2 separate regions of the Homo sapiens genome follow, and region 1 is linked to region 2. A link is an interaction called in ENCODE POLR2A ChIA-PET data of the cell type or tissue named here. Cell type or tissue: GM12878. All regions are shown on one strand. Links, peaks and the distances in the headings refer to the core of each region. The heading gives the core; the rest is flanking DNA. Region 1 holds the start of LOC124903653 (a long non-coding RNA gene). Region 2 has its middle 480 kb from the start of XYLT1.

Region 1 (9,200 bases), core at 896-8,895, 120 kb before region 2:
AATATCACTTTGCAGCTCCTGCTATCAAGACATGGAGTCTGTTCCTCACTCTTTGAATCACGGCTAGCCTGTGTCTTGCTTTGTTCAGCAGAATCTGCAGAATTGGTAGCACCAAGTCTAGGCCTCAGAGGCTTTGCACAGTTCTGTTGTCTCCTTCCGAGCCCTGCTCTCCTGTGTGCGTGAGCCTGGGCTAATCTGCTGGAGGATGAGACACCACGTGTACAACAGGCAAACTGCCCTACCCTGTCTATGCTAAAAATACAATTGCTAAAAATTGCAAGATACAGTCCAGCCTAGAGTAAAACTATCTACTGACCGAGGACCATGGACTGCAGACCCTAGCTGAGATAAGAAAACCCACCCAGGTAATCCATAGTTTCCTGGGAGATAACAGATTCGTACTTTTTTTTTTTTTTTTTTTCCTTTGAGATGGAGTTTCGCTCTTTTACCCAGGCTGGAGTACAGTGGCACGATCTTGGCTCACTGCAACCTGCCTCCTGAGTAGCTGAGATTACAGGCACCCACCACCATGCCCAGCTAATTTTTGTATTTTTAGTAGAGACAGGCTTTCACTTGAACCCCTGACTTCGTGATCCGCCCACCTTGGCCTCCCTAAGGGCTGGAATTACAGGCGTGAGCCACCATGCCTAGCTCCAGATTCTTACTGTTTAACCCACTGAATTTCAGGGTGGTTCATTATGCAACAATAGCTAGCTAATATGCAAGGTCTTGAAATTAAGACTCAACGGTGAATTCCAAGGGGAATGGGAAACATCTCAAGATTTGCTTCCTTTGTTAATAGCTGACATTTTCCTAAGTCCGATAGCTTTAAATGAATCAAGATGTGCATAACTGCATCCTTTGATACCCAATTAATGGAGCTGGGCAAGTTCTATCTGGAGACAAGTTTGCTAAAGGTTAATTTTATTCACTTTTATCAGGACAAGTTGCAGCAATCAACTCTGACTTAAACAATAGCGAAAGGGCATTGGTGAGGACACCAGGAAGCTGATGAATACACAGCCTTCAGCAACATCGGGAGTCAGAGCTGCTCCAGGGATCTTGGCAGGAGGGATTTGTGGCTCTCCTTCCAGAATGCTGTCAAGGGTGACAGAGGCCTAAGCACCTTTCATCCTCATGTAATTTGTGCTCCAGATTTGAAGACCAGGGTGGAAGAACCTCATTGGCTTTCCTTATGTCACCTGCTCTGCTAATAGGTGGTATCGTTTGATTGGCACCTCTGCCATTCCCACGTAGAGTGGAAAAGGGCAATCAGACAGAAACAGAAGGTGCCGTCTGCCTCCCTCCTCCCTACCCCTTCCCCTGCCACCCACAACCCTACAGATTGGGAAAGGTAGAATTAGGAAGTATGTTTAGAATTTTTGGTGTGTGGTCTGGACCTCTAAGATGGCTCATCATAGCCTAGCTGGAAAATGGAAAGCCTCCGTCAGAAATTAAAAATCAAATGTAACAGTGCTGTTGACTCTCATACGACTCTCCTCCAGTCACCCTTCACTTGTCATGTCAGTGTCAGCATTTGTGGTAATGGTTTGGGATGTGGAAGGGGGAGTGAGAAGGGAGATAATCCTTCTTCTTCTCCTTCTTCTTCTGAGACAGGGTCTTGCTTTGCTCTCTCTCCCAGGTTGGAGTGCAGTAGCATGATCATGGCTCACTGCAGCCTTGAACTCCTGGGCTCAAGCAATCCTCCTGGCTCAGCCTCCTGAGTAGCTCAGGCTACAGGCATGGACCACCCCACCTGGATAATTTTATTTTTTACTTTGTAAAGATAGGGCCTCGCTGTGTTGCCCAGGCTGGTCTCAGACTCCTAGGTTCAAATGATCCTACAGCCTTGGCCACTGCACCCAGTCTTGATCTGACTTTTGAAGCACTATGTATTTACCGTACTCCAGCCTGGGCAACAGAGAGACATCCTGTTTCTAAATAAGTGTTATCTCTTAGTGCTATTTCTATTCTTGTTGTCAGCTTGCAAGTTGATAGCTGGGGTCAAAAGTGTGACAGTTGTTTGAGTCAGATTTGGACCAGAACATTTTCTGCCACTTATTCCAAGGAGATGGCAAGGGTCAGCGGGGGGTCCTAAAAGTCTCGGGTCCAGACATTAAGTTTCTGCCTTCTGTAAGTCACCCAAAGATCCCCAAAGTGTCCCAGCTGTAGAGACACATGAATTACCTACTTCCCACCTGTAAATTAGGAGGGCTGTACACAATCTGAGGTTTACAACTATTTTTTTCTTTTAATTTTCTTGAACCCTTCAAGTAAAATCTTATGTTGAAGTTCAGCACATATAACTGATAAATGTGAGTCATTTTCATAGAAGCAGTTGTTGTGTGTGTTTTGGGGCGCAGTGGGGAGCAGGGGGAGCAGGTTGGAGCCCTACTCATATTTGGCCTCCCCCTCTTCTCCAAAGTGGCTCTGAAGACATCTCTAGGACCCTCTTGGTTTTGAGGACCACTTGTGAAGACCATGGGACCAGTGACATTGAGGCCTTTCCAAGCTTTGAGTACAATTCTCTGTGTGTAGATTTGAGGAAATGGTCTTCATCAGTGCTGAGATACAGAAGATAGACCTGGTGGAGAAAGCCAGGGGGATGGCAGATGCTGGACCAAGCCATTCTCCTGCCTCAGCCTCCCAAGTAGCTGGGACTACAGGCGCCTGCCACCACGCCTGGCTAATTTTTTATATTTTTAGTAGAGATGGGGTTTCACCGTGTTAGCCAGGACGGTCTCGATCTCCTGACCTCATGATCCGTCCGCCTCGGCCTCCCAAAGTGCTGGGATTACAGGCGTGAGCCACTGCGCCTGGCCTCTTCATCTCCTTTTTTGCACAAAGCAGCACAGTGAGGCAGAAGAACAAGGGCTTTGCAACTCTGATCCCAGCTATCGACTTCTGAGCTGACAACAAGAATATTAATAGTACCAACAGCTAATACTTTTTTTGGGGGGATGGAAATGGATTTCATTTGGCATTTTTACCAAAGATGAGGGTGTTCCCTAGGGAGGTAGCCCAGCAGAGAGCTTAAGAGTCTGGAATGTTGAAGACGAACAGTCTCAGGCTGTAGTCCCCCCAGTCCTGCCACGTGTTAGCTGGATAGTCTCTTTATGGCTCTGAGTCTCAGTTTTCTCAACTGCAAAATGGAGAAGCAACAGTATCTACTTCCTAGAGCTGCTGAGAGAATTTCAGTGTAATGACGAATGGGAGGTGCTTGGAGAGTGAACCTTGGAGAGTGGGTAAATTCTACAAAATATAGAAAAATTGCTCAGGTGGAGAGTGTACATGAATGGAGGGTGAAAGCAGCAGCCAGGTGTGGTGGCTCACACCTATAATCCAAGCACTTTGGGAGGCCAAGGCAGGAGGATTGCTTGAGGCTAGGAGTTTGAGACCAGTCTGGGCAACATAGCCAGACCCCATCTCTAAAAAATAAAAAAAATTAGCTGCCTATTGTGGCAGGTACCTGTAGTCCCAGCTACTCAGGAGGCAGAGGTGGGAGGATAATTTGAGCCCAGGAATTTGAGACCAGCCTGGGCAACATAGCAAGACCCTGTCTCTACAAAAAATAAAGTAGCCGGGCATGGTGGCTCCCACTGGTAGTGCCAACTACTTGGGATGCTGAGGTAGGAGGATAGCTTGAATCCCGGAGTTAGAGGCTGCAGTGAGCTATGATTGCACCACTGGATAACTCCAGCTTGGGTAACAGAGTAAGACCTCATCCGCCCAAAAAAAGTATTAGCTGTTGGTACTATTAATATTCTTGTTGTCAGCTCAGAAGTCGATAGCTGGGATCAGAGTTGCAAAGCCCTTGTTCTTCTGCCTCACTGTGCTGCTTTGTGCAAAAAAGGAGATGAAGAGGCCAGGCGCAGTGGCTCACGCCTGTAATCCCAGCACTTTGGGAGGCCGAGGCGGACGGATCATGAGGTCAGGAGATCGAGACCGTCCTGGCTAACACGGTGAAACTCCATCTCTACTAAAAATACAAAAAATTAGCCAGGCGTGGTGGCGGGCGCCTGTAGTCCCAGCTACTTGGGAGGCTGAGGCAGGAGAATGGCTTGAACCCGGGAGGCGGAGCTTGCAGTGAGCCAAGACTGCGTCACTGCACTCCAGCCTGGGCGACAGAGCGAGACTCCGTCTCAAAAAAAAAAAAAAAAAAAGAAAAGATGAAGAAAAAGGAGGGCACCTCTCACCTTTGCTAGGAGTTTGCTCCTAACATTCTCTTCTCTAATGCTAGGGGTCCCAGTCCCCATTCTCTCTCTTACAAAGGACCATTCACTTTTCCTGTCGTCCCCTGACAAGACCTCCAGGAGCGAAATTAAAGCAATAAGAGCTAAACTGTCTGTGATCGGAGAACAGAGAATGTGATAATGATATATAAAGCTTAAAAGCACTAAGTGGGCAAAACTGGTGCTAGAGAAGTGAGTAAAACCAAGACAAATCCGTCCCTTGAGAGCTATAACACATAACTTAAATAACCGGAGCAGCAGGGGTCCGTTATCCCTTGGAAGAGCGGTTTGCACTCCCGTGGAGCACAGCCTCTGCCCAGCATCCATAATTCCCCATGTGCTTAGGACTGGTCACCACAGCCTCAGGGTTAACTGCTGGTTGGATCAGGGTTTCTGCTGCCACCTGGGCACATGCAGCCCACCCTATCTGGCAGCAGACATCTGAGGTCTAACCTCAGCAGTAAGATGGACTGGAGAAAGAACTGCATGGACACTGAGAGGACTCAGATTTTGTTTTTGCCTCCACCCTTTTTGAGCTGTGTGACCTTGATTAAGTTACATCACCTTTCTGAAGAACCCTGTCTTTTTTTTAAAAAAAACTTTCTATTTAAAGTTGTGGGTCTCAACATGGGGTCCCTAGAGGAAAAGCATCAGTATCACTTGGGAACATGTTAGAAATGCAGATTCTTGGGCCACACCGCAGACCCATGAAACTAGAAACTCTGGGGGTGTCTCCTAGAAATCTGTGTTTTAACGAGCCTTCTGGTACATGCTGAGGTTCGGGAATGAGTCTTTTAAGAAAAATGATCCCAACTTGTGTTTTTATTCCCTGGCATCCTTAACTCGTTAATAAGGAGGGAAGGAGTTCAATGTTAATGGGAGCTAGCTGGGCTTCCAGGAAGTTCCTGGGCTAAGTCACAAGAGCTTTTGTTCCAGGAGACATTTGGGGCATGCTGAGGCAGGAGGATCCCTTGAGTCTGGGAGGTTGAGGCTGCAGTGAGCTGTGATCAAGCCACTGCGAAGTCTCCATACCTCTCTAAGATTCACTGCAGGTGTGTGTACTTCCTTCATTCCAGGCCCAGCTGACTTTTTTCCCTTCCATAGTCCTTTGCTCTTTCCCCCTTCCCTTCTCCCAGACACAAGAAATGCTTTCAGTCTGGGAAAAGTTCAGGGAGGTGGGAACTTGTCTCTACCCAATAGCAATTTTTCTATATTTTGCAGAATTTATGCCCTAATTCCTTTTAGCCGTGGGCTTTTGAAGCTCAAAAGCTCACGTTTGGAAACTCACAATATGAGGCATTTGAAATTTAAAGCCTTTTCCTTTGCTTTTCTGCAGCCCCTTTATTAAGCAAATAAATGCTGTTAAATCGAGTTGCTGCTGGAGTCAGGGAAAGGAAAGAGAGTGAGGAGTAATGAGAGTGATATGGAGGAGAGAGTGCAGTCAATGATTTCAAAGGTAAATGTCTTTCCACATAAACTTGTGATATAAATAAAGAGAGGAACAGGCATTCTGCTGAACATCTCTGGGCAACATTACCCTTTATTTAAAAAACTCTACACGCCTTATTTTATGGAGAGTTCTGGAACCCAAGATAGGAATGTCACTTATGTGCATATTCTTACGCCAGCTTTCCTTCCCACATACCATTATGATAACTCTCCATCCCTGTAAATAACCAGGGGGTCTCTCTTCCTTCTGACCCTTGCACAACGTAGCTAGCTGGAGTGATCCATTTCTTCTTCTTCTTTTTTTTTTTTTTTTTTTTTTTTGAGATGGAGTCTCGCTCTGTCACCCAGGCTGGAGCAATCCATTTCTATCTTTCGTGACACCCGTCTGGTACTACTTTGAGAACTAGATGAAAACTAGAAGTGCTTTTTGTCTATTTAAAAACCTTATTATGCTGGTTTCAATGTGTTTTTTGGTAGTTACAGTTCTGAGAAGTGTGGATTTTGCAGTTCCACACTGTTAAGCATGATCTCACTGTTGTGTATCTGGGTAAAAGGTGATTTAAAGGCATCGCAAGGAGCCAAGCTTCCATCTGATGAGAAATGCAAAAAGACACAAGGGGGCCATTCCTGGAAGTGTGAAACTCTATGTTCAACAGGACCAAGAGACGAGTCGGTTGCATATTTACATTTTACATTTATGTGATGCATTAGAATTTATAAAGCGTATTCACATGCATTAATCACTAAGATGGAATTTTAACAGGCAACTGGTACGAGCTGCATTGGAATAAGAGGGATTGATAGTATTTAAGGACCAGTCAGAAGAGGACTGATGGTATTTAAGGACCAGTTACAAAACAGGCTGGTTGCAGTGACTCACACTTGTAATTCCAGCACTTTGGGAGGCCGAGGCAGGAGGATCACTTAAGCCCAGGAGTTCCAGATCAGCCTGGGCAACATAGTGAGACCTCCATCTCTACAAAAAATGTTTTAAAAAATTAGCTGGGAACGGTGGCATGTGCCTTTAGTTCCAGTTACCTGGGAGGCTGAGGCAGGAGGATCACTTGAGTGCGGGGGGGGGTTGAGGCTGCAGAGAGCTACGATCACACCACTGCACTCCAGCCTGGGTGACAGATCCTGTCTCAAAAAAAAAACCAAAAACAAGCAGAAAGTGAAAAAATAGTGACAGAGTATATTTCTTTGAATCATGCCTTCAATTGCATGTGCTCCTTGGTTAAGAACACTCATTGAGGATTATATTTAACTTTTCTGTTTTATTTTATATAGAAAAACCCATATTAGAGCAAAATATACCTTAGTAGTGGTAAGCTGTGGTGACTCTAATTAATACTGCTTTCTAACTACTCTACAGGAAAAGTGATCTACAGGGTTTACCTGTAGAAATACAGCAGTGCCATAGCCAGGCGTGGTGGCTCACACCTGTAACCCCAGCACTTTGAGAGGCTGAGGCAGGTGGATCATGAGGTCAAGAGATCGAGACCATCCTGGCCAACATGGTGAAACCCCGTCTCTACTAAAAATACAAAAATTAGCTGGGCATGGTGGCACCCACCTGTAGTCCCACCTACTTGGGAGGCTGAGGCAGGAGAATCACTTGAACCCAGGAGGCAGAGATTGCAGTGAGCCAAGATCGCGCCATTACACTCCAGCCTGGGCAACAGAGAGAGACTCCGCCCCCCCCCCCCAAAAAAAACAAAACAAAACAAAACAAAAAAAGCAGTGCCATTAGGCACTAGTGCCAGAGTGGTTGCATGCATCTGGATTCCCTGGAAATTCCTGGGAGCGGGAGTGACAGAGCCCAGTCCTGTCACTGAGTGGGTTCTTAAGATGACCACGGTTCCTGTTTTCCCACAGCCCTCTGTCAAGTCTTCACCGACGGGCAGACAGCACAGTTCACATTTCAGTCACGGCACTGGCTTGCCCCTCTTGCTTGGCAGAGAAAGGACAGTGACTCCCTTACCTGGAAGGTTGTGCTCTTATCTAACAGAAGGAAGGTGAAGAGGTGCAGAGCAGAGGATGACAGCCGGGGGGCAACATGACTTTTGCTGGATGTGAGAAATGCCAAGTCAGTCGCTATACCGACCTTAGTTCTTCAGCCCCACGTCCCATTTGAGACGCATATTCCTGCATTCTAGGGATACACCCAACTGACCTGTTTCATGGAGGGAAATTAGAGTTTGGCTTTGGCTGTCAGTTTCTGAAAGGAATTAAAGGGTTTGCTCCTCATCCTCCATGCCGTGCTATAATACACCAAAATGACCACCCGGCAGTTTGCAGCTGAACTCAGACATCATATAGTCAGTTACATCTCTCTCGTCAGATAACAAATGTCTTGGACCCCACTGTGGAGGGGTAATTGGAATTCAGCTACCGTGGGAACTCTACCTTAATTGCCATACAGGATGACAACAAGGGAGCCCAAATAGCAGAATACATCCCTGTATCATTTTTTTCTTGGCTTGGCAGAGGTGTGTGTAGTGCTGGTGTATTAGGGTTCTCGAGAGGGACAGAACTAATAGGAGAGATGTATATATAAAGGGGAGTTTATTAAGGAGTATTTACTCACACAATCACAAAGTGAGGTCTTACAGTATGTTGTCTGCAAGCTGAGGAGCAAGGAAGCCAGTCTTGAGTCCCAAAGCTGAAGGACGTGGAGTCTGATGTTCAAGGGCAGGAAACATCCAGCTCGGGAGAAAGATGGAGGCCAGAAGACTAAACCCGTCTATTCTCTCCATGTTCTGCCTGCTTTTATTCTGGCCACACTCACAGCTGATTAGATGGTGCCCATCCAGATTGAGGGTGGGTCTGCCTCTCCCAGTCCACTGACTCAAATGTTAATCTCCTTTGGCAACACCCTCACAGACACATCCAGGAACAGTACTTCGCATCCTTCAATCCAATCAAGTTGACACTCAATATTAACCATCATAGCTGGGTTCTGTCAGTTGCTCTCCCAGGACTTTCCAGGGAATACAGATTAGTAGAGATAGAAGAAGATAAGGAAAGACTATTGCATGGAAGAGTTGCCTTAGTGATGATGAAATTGGAGGGAAATATGTAATGCTGCTGTGTTGGAATCTTCCCCATGAAGAATGCTTTCCCACCTTGGATCTACAGAGATGTCTTTTGTAATAGGGTTTGGCAGAAAAAGCAACAGACTAGGAGTCAGGCGGTCTCTGCTTTGCTATTTACATCCACCTAATTCGTAGAACCCAGACCCAACCTGCAAACTACTAAGTCCTGGCAAAACCGCAGCCATTAGCATGGGATCCACATTCCCAGTGCATGTTTAGATGGCCTTCTCTTCACCCTCTCTGATTCCTGGTTAATGTTTTCTTTGCCACCCTGACTTATGAGTATCAGGACTCATGAGCAGCAAGAAATAGAAAACCCAGCTCAGACTGACTCAGGCCAAAAAGGGTATCCGTTGGCTTATCTAATTGTAGGCATTGCTGGGTATAAGGACTCCTTTGATTTGATTGGGACTCAGTTTCTTGC
Region 2 (9,200 bases), core at 681-8,680:
TAACAGCCCATCTTTTATCTCCCAAATAACTCAAGCGGTTGCTAAGGCTGTTGGAATACAAGCTACTTCAGGCCCTGATTGACTGCGGGCCAGGTCTCCACTTCAGCCTCTGATTGGTGGCAGGCCAAGCCTTCATGGGGTGTAGCCAACTGGAGGCCTCTAAAGGGACCGAGGGGTGTTGCTGGGCTCTGGCTTCATGAAAACTCTAAGGAGGCTCTTGAGCCGCTTGCTCAAGCCCCCTCCCACTCTGTGAGCTGTCTTCAATAAATCTGTGCTTTCATCACTCCATTCTGCTGCGTTGTCCTCCATTGCTTCGTTCTTTTGTTACTGTCTGTGTTGTTCAATACGCCAAGAACCTGGACAACTCGATCCAGTAACCCTTCGTACTACTATCTCCATTACTACCATGATAACTACTGTTGCTGCTGCTTCTATTTTATTACTCTGACTGCCGCTACGTTACTACTATTACTACCTTTAGTATTGCTGCTGCTGCTGCTACTATTACTATTATTGCCACCACTACTTTTGGTATTACTACCACTACCGTGATGGTTACTGCTCTTACTGCCGCGGCTACCAGCAGTCGCCGTTTTATTTTTAACACCTCCTGAGTGCACATCAGTTTATATGTGTGAAGTCACTTAATACAAATGCCGGCCAGGCGCGGTGGCTCGCGCCTGTAATCCCAGCACGTTGGGAGGCCGAGGCGGGCAGATCACCTGAGGTCGGGAGTTCAAGACCAGCCTGGCCAACATGGTGAAAACCCCGTCTCTACTAAAAATACAGAAATTAGGCGGGCGTGATGGCACGCGCCTGTAATCCCAGCTACTTGGGAGCTGAGGCAGGAGAATCGCCTGAATCCCGGAGGTGGAGGTTGCAGTGAGCCAAGATGGCGCCACTGTACTCCAGCCTGGGCAACAGAGGGAGACTCTGTCTCCAAAAAAAAAAAAAAAAAAAAAAACCTGCCAACCAGTGTGAGGAATACTAACTCTGTTGTTCAGATGAAGATCTTGAGGCTCAAACATTATGGTAACTTGTTTAATATCACCCAGTGAGTGACAGAACTGGGGTGTGAAGCCAGATTTCTGACTCTATTTCTCAACCAGGATGCTCTACTGGGGGTGGCGGTGGGGAGAGAAGAAAACCATAGCAGACGATTCACCTGCTGAATGGCTGTAATTCCCATGTGAGGAGATATGAATAGTGTGAAATCCAACAAGGAGACCCTTGTTATAAGGATGCAGGTACAGGGCGCCCTCCCCTTCTAAGCTTCCTGGCTAGATCTCTTGCTTTTTCTCTCATGCATTCACACTTAGATATACACACAGCATATCTTTGAGCATACAATTTCACTTAGCTGACCTATTTTATTTTAAAGAGGAAATGAGCTAATGCCCTAGATTTCAGAGAAGACTGACATATCCCCGTTTATCTTTCTGCTCACTGCTGTTATTCTAAATCCCAAACCTAAGTCGACAGGTTTTCTTAATAGGCTAGGGTAAAGGAAACCTGGGGGCTTCTCTCTGCCTTCCCCTCTCCTTCCCCATCCTAGCCTCAACATTTACTCATTATCCATTTGCTGCCAAACAGAGCTCAAAAAAGGGAGATCTGCTAATTATTTCATTTGATAAACACATGGATTGAGTGCCTAATAATAGCTAATACTTTTTGTGCTTTAACCATAAGCTAGGCCTTTGCACATATAATGCATTTCATTCTTACAATGGCCCTATGAGATGAGACCATTATCATCCCTTTAGAGAGGCCAGACAATGAAATCTCAGGTTAAGCAACTTTCCCAAGGTCCCTCAACTTTAGCAGAATTAGGGCTTCACTACATTGTGCAAAATAATGATTTGGAAACAGTTTCATGCCATGGGAGATAATATACAGATAAATAAGGCTCAACTCCTTGTGTCAAAGATGCTGAAAGCATGGTTATGGCTAAAGATGGGGAAACAAGCAAACATAAGCTTGAACAAAGGACAAGGGTGGACTAGCAGGTTGGGGGAGGAGTAAGAAAAAGGGCTGAATCTGGGCTGCATAGGAAACTAACCAGCTTCGAGACCCTAACTTGTATAGTGGGTTTCAGTGTTGAAGGGCCAGTGAGTTTGAGGCAGAAATAGGCAGGACAGAGGGGCCTGCAGACTGATTGTATACAATCTGCTGCTGCAGTATTCACAATACCAAAGGCAGGAATCAACCCAGGTGCCCATCAATGGTAGACTGGATAAAGAAAATGTGGTACATATACATCATGGAATACTATGCAGCCATGAAAAAGAACAAAATCATATTCTTTGCAGCAACATAAATACAGCTGGAGGCCATTCTCCTGAATGAAATAACACAAACGGAAAACACAAAATACTGCATGTTCTGACTTATAAGTGGGAGCTAAATCTTGGGTACCCACAGAAATAAAAATGAGAATAGACACTGGTGACTCCAAAAGGAGGAAAAGAGGGGGGCAAAGGCTGAGAAACTTATTAGGTACTATGTTCACTATCTGGGTGATGGGATTAATAGAGGCCCAAACCTCAGCCTTGCACAATATACCCATGTAACAAACTTGTACGTGTACCCCCTGAATCTAAAATCAAAATAATAAAAACTGCTACAGTTTGAAATGGGCCAGCTCCAAGTCTCACCCTGGGTGCTATATTTTCTTCAATATAATGAAGTGCTGCCTGTACCCATGTGCAAAGGAGAAGTAAAGGGCAACAGCTCTTTGTCTTAGCCCAGAAACCTCAGGATATAAGCCCTGGGAGGAGACAGTCTTTAGTAAGAAGACCCTCACAGAGGTCTGATGAGCTACTTCAAATTATACCTGGCCTGTGCTTGCTTTTGAGGTTTGAATAAGAGTTAATTGGCTGGGTGTGGTGCCTCACACCTGTAATCCTAGCACTTTGGGAGGCTGAGGGGGGCAGATCACCTGAGGTCAGAAGTTCAAGACCAGCCTGGCCAACTTGGTGAAACCCTGTCTCTACTAAAAATACAAAAATTAGCTGGGTGTGGTGGTGGGTTTCTGTAATCCCAGCTACTCAAGAGGCTGAGGCACAAGAATCGCTTGAACCTGGGAGGTGGAGATTACAGTGAGCCAAGATCCCACCACTGCACTCCAGCCTGGAGGACAAAGCTAGACTCCGTCTCAAAAAAGTTAAGTCAAAAGGGAAAGTTGCATCAGGCAGAAGAAACAGATTAACTCCATGCCCCATTATTTCCCCTATGTCAGGGATGGAGGGAATAGTACCTTTCTCTTCTTGTCTTCCTATACCTATCTGCCTTCTCTTACCCTCTCTACCTATTCCTTTCTTCACTGCTTTTGGAGGGAATGGAATGCCAGCTAGGTTTGTTTGAGACATTGTTTACCAGTGGGTGGCGATGCTACTGAAAAACTGGGGGTTTGGTCTGGGTCCTGTTGCTCACCACACAGAAAGCCCATCACTGAGATGACCAGTATTGCTAAGGACGAAAGCTTTGATCCAGTGCCAAGGAGATGGGAACTCATTCTCAAACCCATCTCCCTGACCAATGAAAACTAAGGGGTTTATATAGCAGGGAAGAAATGTAACAATGTGTGAAAAAGCAGTTATAGTGAGGGGCAAGGAAGCAATCTCATGAATGAGGGATCCCACATTTTGCTGTCTGAATGTGGTGATCTGGTGAGTTTCAGTTCTTTAATAGTTTTTTAAAAAGAGGCCTGAAGGTCTTTTCCTGAGGAAGAAACTCAGATAAAAGAAATGTAAGAGTGGGGCCTGGTGGCTCATGCCAGTAATCTCAGCACTTTGGGAGGCCAAGGTGGGTGGATCACCTGAGGTCAGGAGTTTGATACCAGCCTGGCCAACATGGCAAATCCCACCTCTCGCTTGAACCTGGGAGGCAGAGGTTGCAGTGAGCTGAGATTGCGCCACCGCACTCCAGCCTGGGTGACAGAGTGAGACCCTGTCTCAGAAAACAACAAATGTAAGTTTCAAGCTTTAAGAACAGAAGGATCAATTTCTGTGTTTATCCAAAAAAAACTAGTTGACTATTGGGTCAGTTTCAGTGATGTTCATAAAAAGCTCAGACCTAACCCTTTTCATTCCCCTCCCTCTCTGGTTTTTCTCCTACACCATCTGGCCAGCTCCCAAACTAAGGTCCTTATTGTACCCTGGCCACGAAAAGCCTGAGCGTGAAGATCATTGAGTGTGAGGGCATCTTGCAGCCGCATAGAAGGTAGTGGGGATCCAAGTGCAGGATTTGGGCTGAGGTGGGGCCTCCAGACCCTTGCAGTAAGCTCCAACTGAGCCATGTCAGAGCTCTGCACTGGGGTCACCAGGTCAAGCTGTTGATAAAATGGTGCTTTGATGTTTTCCTGCAAACCTTCCATATCCAGTCCCCTTGGGAACATTCAGGGTGGCCAGGATGACTGTTGACAGCACATGAAAACTTTCCCTTGATTTTTATTTTATTTTTTATTTTATTTTAAGACAGAGTCTCTTGCTCTGTCACCAAGGCTGGAGTGCAATGGTGCGATCTCGGCTCACTGCAACCTCCACCTCCTGGATTCAAGTGATTCTCCTGCCTCAGCCTCCTGAGTAGCTGGGATTAGAGGCACCTGCCACCATGCCTAGCTTATATATATATATATATATATATATATACACGTGTGTGTGTATATATATATATATATACACACACACACACACGTATATATATGTGTACATATATATATATATACACGTGTATATATATATATATATATATATATATATTTTTTAGTAGATATAGGGTTTCAGCATGTTGGTCAGGCTGGTCTTGAACTCCTGACCTCAGGTGATCCACCCACCTCAGCCTCCCAGAGTGCTGGGATTACAGGTGCCAGCCACCATGCCTAGTTACGTTCCCTTGATTTTTAACTTTCAGCATCTTCCCATCCTTGTATCTTTTCTTAATCTTCTGGGTCATTCTCTCTTCCTCATTATCCATCAAGATTCAGCTCATCTGCTGTTCTTTTTCCAATTCCCTCTATGAAAAAAAAAATGAGAAATCCCCTCCTCTTGCCTGTAAGCTCTAATGGCACTGTTGTAGCTTTTTGTTTCTGTCATTGCCTTGACTGGTTTGTGAGCTTCCTGAGAAAAGATTTTGTGTATCTGATTCATCTGGGGGTGTCCAGTGCTTAGTGAATTGCCTGTCATTAAATAATTCATTCATTAAACAAAAAATGTAAGGGGTGCCTCTATGTGCCAGATGCTATGTTAGAGTCTGGGATACATTAATAAGTTCCCTGTCCCAAGAAACTTGGAGTCTAGTGTGGGAGAGAGGCATCAGTAAAATAATCACACAAATACATTTAAACTGACACCTGAGGTACATAAGCCTTTGAAAGCACATGGGAGGGGACTAGAGCTTGTTGGAAAGGTCAGTGAAGCCTCAGGAGGAAGTAATGTTAGAGCTGAGATCTGCAGGGAGAGTGGCCCTAACCAGGTGAACATTCCAGGTAGAAGAAACATGGTGTAAAGCCCCGGGCTGGAGATGAGTACAGCATGCTAGGGGAAGTGAGAGAAAGCTCACTGTAGCCAAAGCAAAAGGGGCTAGAGTCAAAGAGAGACAAGGAAGTAGTGCTTCTGTGTCTCAGAAGCTCAGAATTGATGAGCCGTGGCTAAAAGATGGGTCTTCATCCCACAATTGTGTGCTCGGCACAACATAAGGGGCTCCCTGAATCTCCTCAGATTCCTGAATGCTGGAGGCTTTGGTCTTCCACACAGATAAACTGGCCCCTTTCTGCCCTCATGGCATGTGCATTAATGATGTGGGTGTGGATCAGTGTTTTTACAAGTTGGATCACCCGGACCACCCTGGGATGCAGCGGAAGATGTGACAGAGAAAAGTCGATCATGAGGGCGTCTTTGTGTAGCCTGTTCCAGGAGAGAAGGAAATACAATCCAGAACTGGAATGTCTTTCAATTTCCATAAGCAAATGGAAAGGATCTTAATTGAGCCAGGATATCTTCAGTGCTGTGCCTGTTTTCATGATGCTGTTCTCTTTCCTGGATCTCTGCCCATGAGTGTAGGGTGTTCTGTCTGGCAGAGAAAGCATCTCATACAAGGAGCCCTCATACAAGCTACATAAAATCTCAGTGGTCTCAGAGCTTTAGAGTAAAATGGGAGAGGAAGATAGACATTAAAGTAATGATATCCAAATAATTATTTAAAATTGCATTTGGCATAAACACTATTACTTATTTTTTGAGAGATGGAGTCTCGCTCTGTCACCCAGGCTGGAATGCAGTAGCATGATCTAGGCTCACTGCAACCTCTGCCTGCAGGGTTCAAGTGATTCTCCTACCTCAGCCTCCTGAGTAGCTGGGATTACAGGCACCCACCATCACGCCTGGCTAATTTCTGTATTTTTAGTAGAAACGAGGTTTCATTATGTTGGCCAGGCTGGTCTTGAACTCCTGACCTCAAGTGATCCACCCACCTCGGCCTCCCAAAATGCTGGGATTACAGGCGTGAGCCACTGTGCCTGGCCATGTTTGGCATAAATATTATAAGAAAGAAGTACAGGGCACTGAGACATATAGCCCAGTCTGGTCTCGGTGTCTGGGTAGAGTGATGCCATTTTCTGCAACAGGAAACCCAGAAGGATGACCAGGTTTGGAGCACAGGATCAGATCCCTGCCCATGAGCACTGGGTTTTCTGTCTGGCAGAGAAGGGAACCCATACAGGGGGCCCTCTCTTTGGGGCAAACTGCCCCTACCTCCCATCTAGATATTTTATGAAGAGCTCTAGTTACTGCTTCCAATCTAATATCACCTCTGCAAGAAGAGGTTGAGAAAGAGGGAGGAACCAAGGATGACTTCCTTGTTTAGGGCCAAGTGACTAGGTGGATGTTAATGGCATAAACACAAGAAGAGGTTTAGGGGAGAAACCAATAAGCTCAATTTTTGTCTTGATTTGTTTGAGGAGCTGAAGAACATCCAGTTGGATACCCAAAAGGTAGCTGGAGATCGGAGCCTGGGCTTGAGAAAGTTGGGTGCTTGAAGACTCAGAAATGTTTGAGCAACTTTGTCTAGGAAACCTTTCTCTTCTTGGAAACAGCCAATTTCCCATCTTTAAAATCTCCCTGGAAGATAGGTAGAAATACCTAGTACCAGCCGGGTACAGTGGCTCCCAGCTATAATCCCAGCACTTTGGAAGGCTGAGGCAGGTGAATCACCTGAAGTCAGGAGTTCAAGACCAGCCTGGCCAATATGGCAAAACCCCGTCTCTACTAAAAATAGAAAAATTAGCCAGGTGTGGTGGCGGGCGCCTGTAGTGCCAGCTAGTTGGGAGGCTGAGGCAGGAGAATCACTTGGCGGAGGTTGCAGTGAGCCAAGATGGCACCACTGCACTCCAGCCTGGGCCACAGAGTGACTCTGTCTCAAAAAAAAAAAAAAAAAAAAAAATTCCTAGAATACAGCCCACAGCTCCAAATTACATTTTTAGGCAGTTTTCACACCATCCTAAAGAAAAAGTCAGGCAGCCTAGACAAAGGTATTCCTAGCTGCCCACACAATCCTTCTTTACCTTCTTCTGCTATGTCATCAAGCCAAGCAGCACAATTATTTTTCTTTCATATCATCATGGATTTCAATTTTTGTAACTTCTTTAAAATTTCTAATAGAGCTCTTTCATGTATCCATTCATTCATTCAATGCTGTGTGCCAGTCATTGAAGAAAACTACACAAAATCTCAGTGGCCTTAGAGCTTAGAGTCAAGTGGAAGAGGCAGACAGACATTAAACTAATGATATCCAAATAATTATTTTAAATTGGCATTGTCATAAATATTATAGGAAAGAAGTACAGGGCACTGGGGGATGTAGCCCAGCTTGGTCTCAGGTCTTGGATAGAGAATGATCAGTTTGCTGGGATGGGAAATTCAGGAGGAAGACCAGGTTTGGGTGTAGAGGGGCTTTAAAACGGTAAATAAGACTCAAACACTAGCCGGGCACAGTGGCTCACACCTGTAATCCCAGCACTTTGGAAGGCCGAGGCAGGCAGATCATTTGAGGTCAGCAGTTCAAGACTAGCCTGGCCAACATAGCAAAACCCCACCTGTACTAAAAATACAAAAAATTAGCCAGTTGTGGTGGTGCACGCCTAGAATCCCAGCTACTCTGGAGGTTGAGGCAAATCAAACACCTGTGGAACTCACTATGTGCACTGGGCACCATTCTAAGCAGGTTTCAACCATCCGCTCATATAATCCTTACAGCGATCTTATGAAGGAGGGACCAGCATTATCCTTATTTTACAGATGGAGGCGCCAAAGGGGCTAACATGTTTTTCCAAGTCTCCACAATTAACAAGAGACAGAGCCAGGATATCAAATCCAGACAGACTGCCAGAATCCACCCTCTCTACCACTGTACATGATACAGGCTCTCTCTGGGGGACTTACCTAGATGTGTTCATTTGAAGATTCTGGTGACAATTGGATAAACACTTTCCTTATCATTTTAAACCGTTTGAGCTGGGATTTCTGTTATTTGCTGGCAACAGATACAAATGTGAACGGACGTCTGAAGTTGTAAAATTCAAGAGAGAAGGCTGGGCTGGGTTCAATCTAAGGAAAACCTTCACGTTTTACCTCCGGCAATGCATTCTGGGCTATCCTCTTCTCAGTAGTCTTTCATCTTGAAAAGGTTTCCTTGAACTGTAGCCTCTTCTGAAGGACAAAGACATTTAGGGCATGATTTTTTTACAAATTAAATCGAGACTGGGTTCAGTGGTTCACACTTGTGGTCCTAGCACTTTGGGAGGCTGAGATTGAAGGATCCCTTGAGGCCAGGAGTTCGAGACTAGCCTGGGCAGCATAATGAGACCCTGTCTGTACAAAAAATTAAAAATTAGGTGCGGTGGCTCACGCCTGTGATCCCTATTACTTAGGAGGCTAAGGTAGGAGGATCACTTGAGCCCAGGAGTTCACAGCTGCATTGGGCCAGGGTTGAGCCACTGCACTCCAGACTTGGCAACAGAGAGACCCTGTCTTAAATAAAATCCAAAAAAAAGCAACTGCCTACTATGGCGGTAATACCATCCATTCACAGAGTCCTGTCTTCATCTTCCCATCCATACACAGATATGTACTTTTTGTTTTTTTTTTTTTTTTTTTGGAGACAGAGCCTCATTCTGTCACCTAGGCTGGAGTGCAATGGTGTGATCT

Evidence for each region. ChIA-PET counts read pairs that join two places held together with the same protein. Peaks named below come from ENCODE experiments on the same cell type or tissue, not always from the same donor. Only the 100,000 strongest peaks of a DNase experiment are listed, where the experiment ranks them.
Region 1: POLR2A ChIA-PET joins it to region 2 with 7 read pairs; 2 of 35 experiments call an interaction of 5 or more read pairs at or near these places.

Annotation. Positions count from the first base shown.
Region 1 is chr16:16,863,672-16,872,871 of GRCh38, forward strand. It overlaps LOC124903653 (a long non-coding RNA gene), which reads left to right and starts at 8,719. Exons shown (of 2, transcript XR_007065007.1): 1 at 8,719-9,200. RefSeq lists an enhancer at 5,319-5,818. In GM12878, for the core only: no CTCF peak of the experiment used is centred there; no DNase peak of the experiment used is centred there.
Region 2 is chr16:16,983,616-16,992,815 of GRCh38, forward strand. No RefSeq gene overlaps it. Among named protein-coding and RNA genes, the nearest start is that of XYLT1, 480 kb to the right of the region's middle. In GM12878, for the core only: no CTCF peak of the experiment used is centred there; a DNase peak (open chromatin) is centred at 5,553.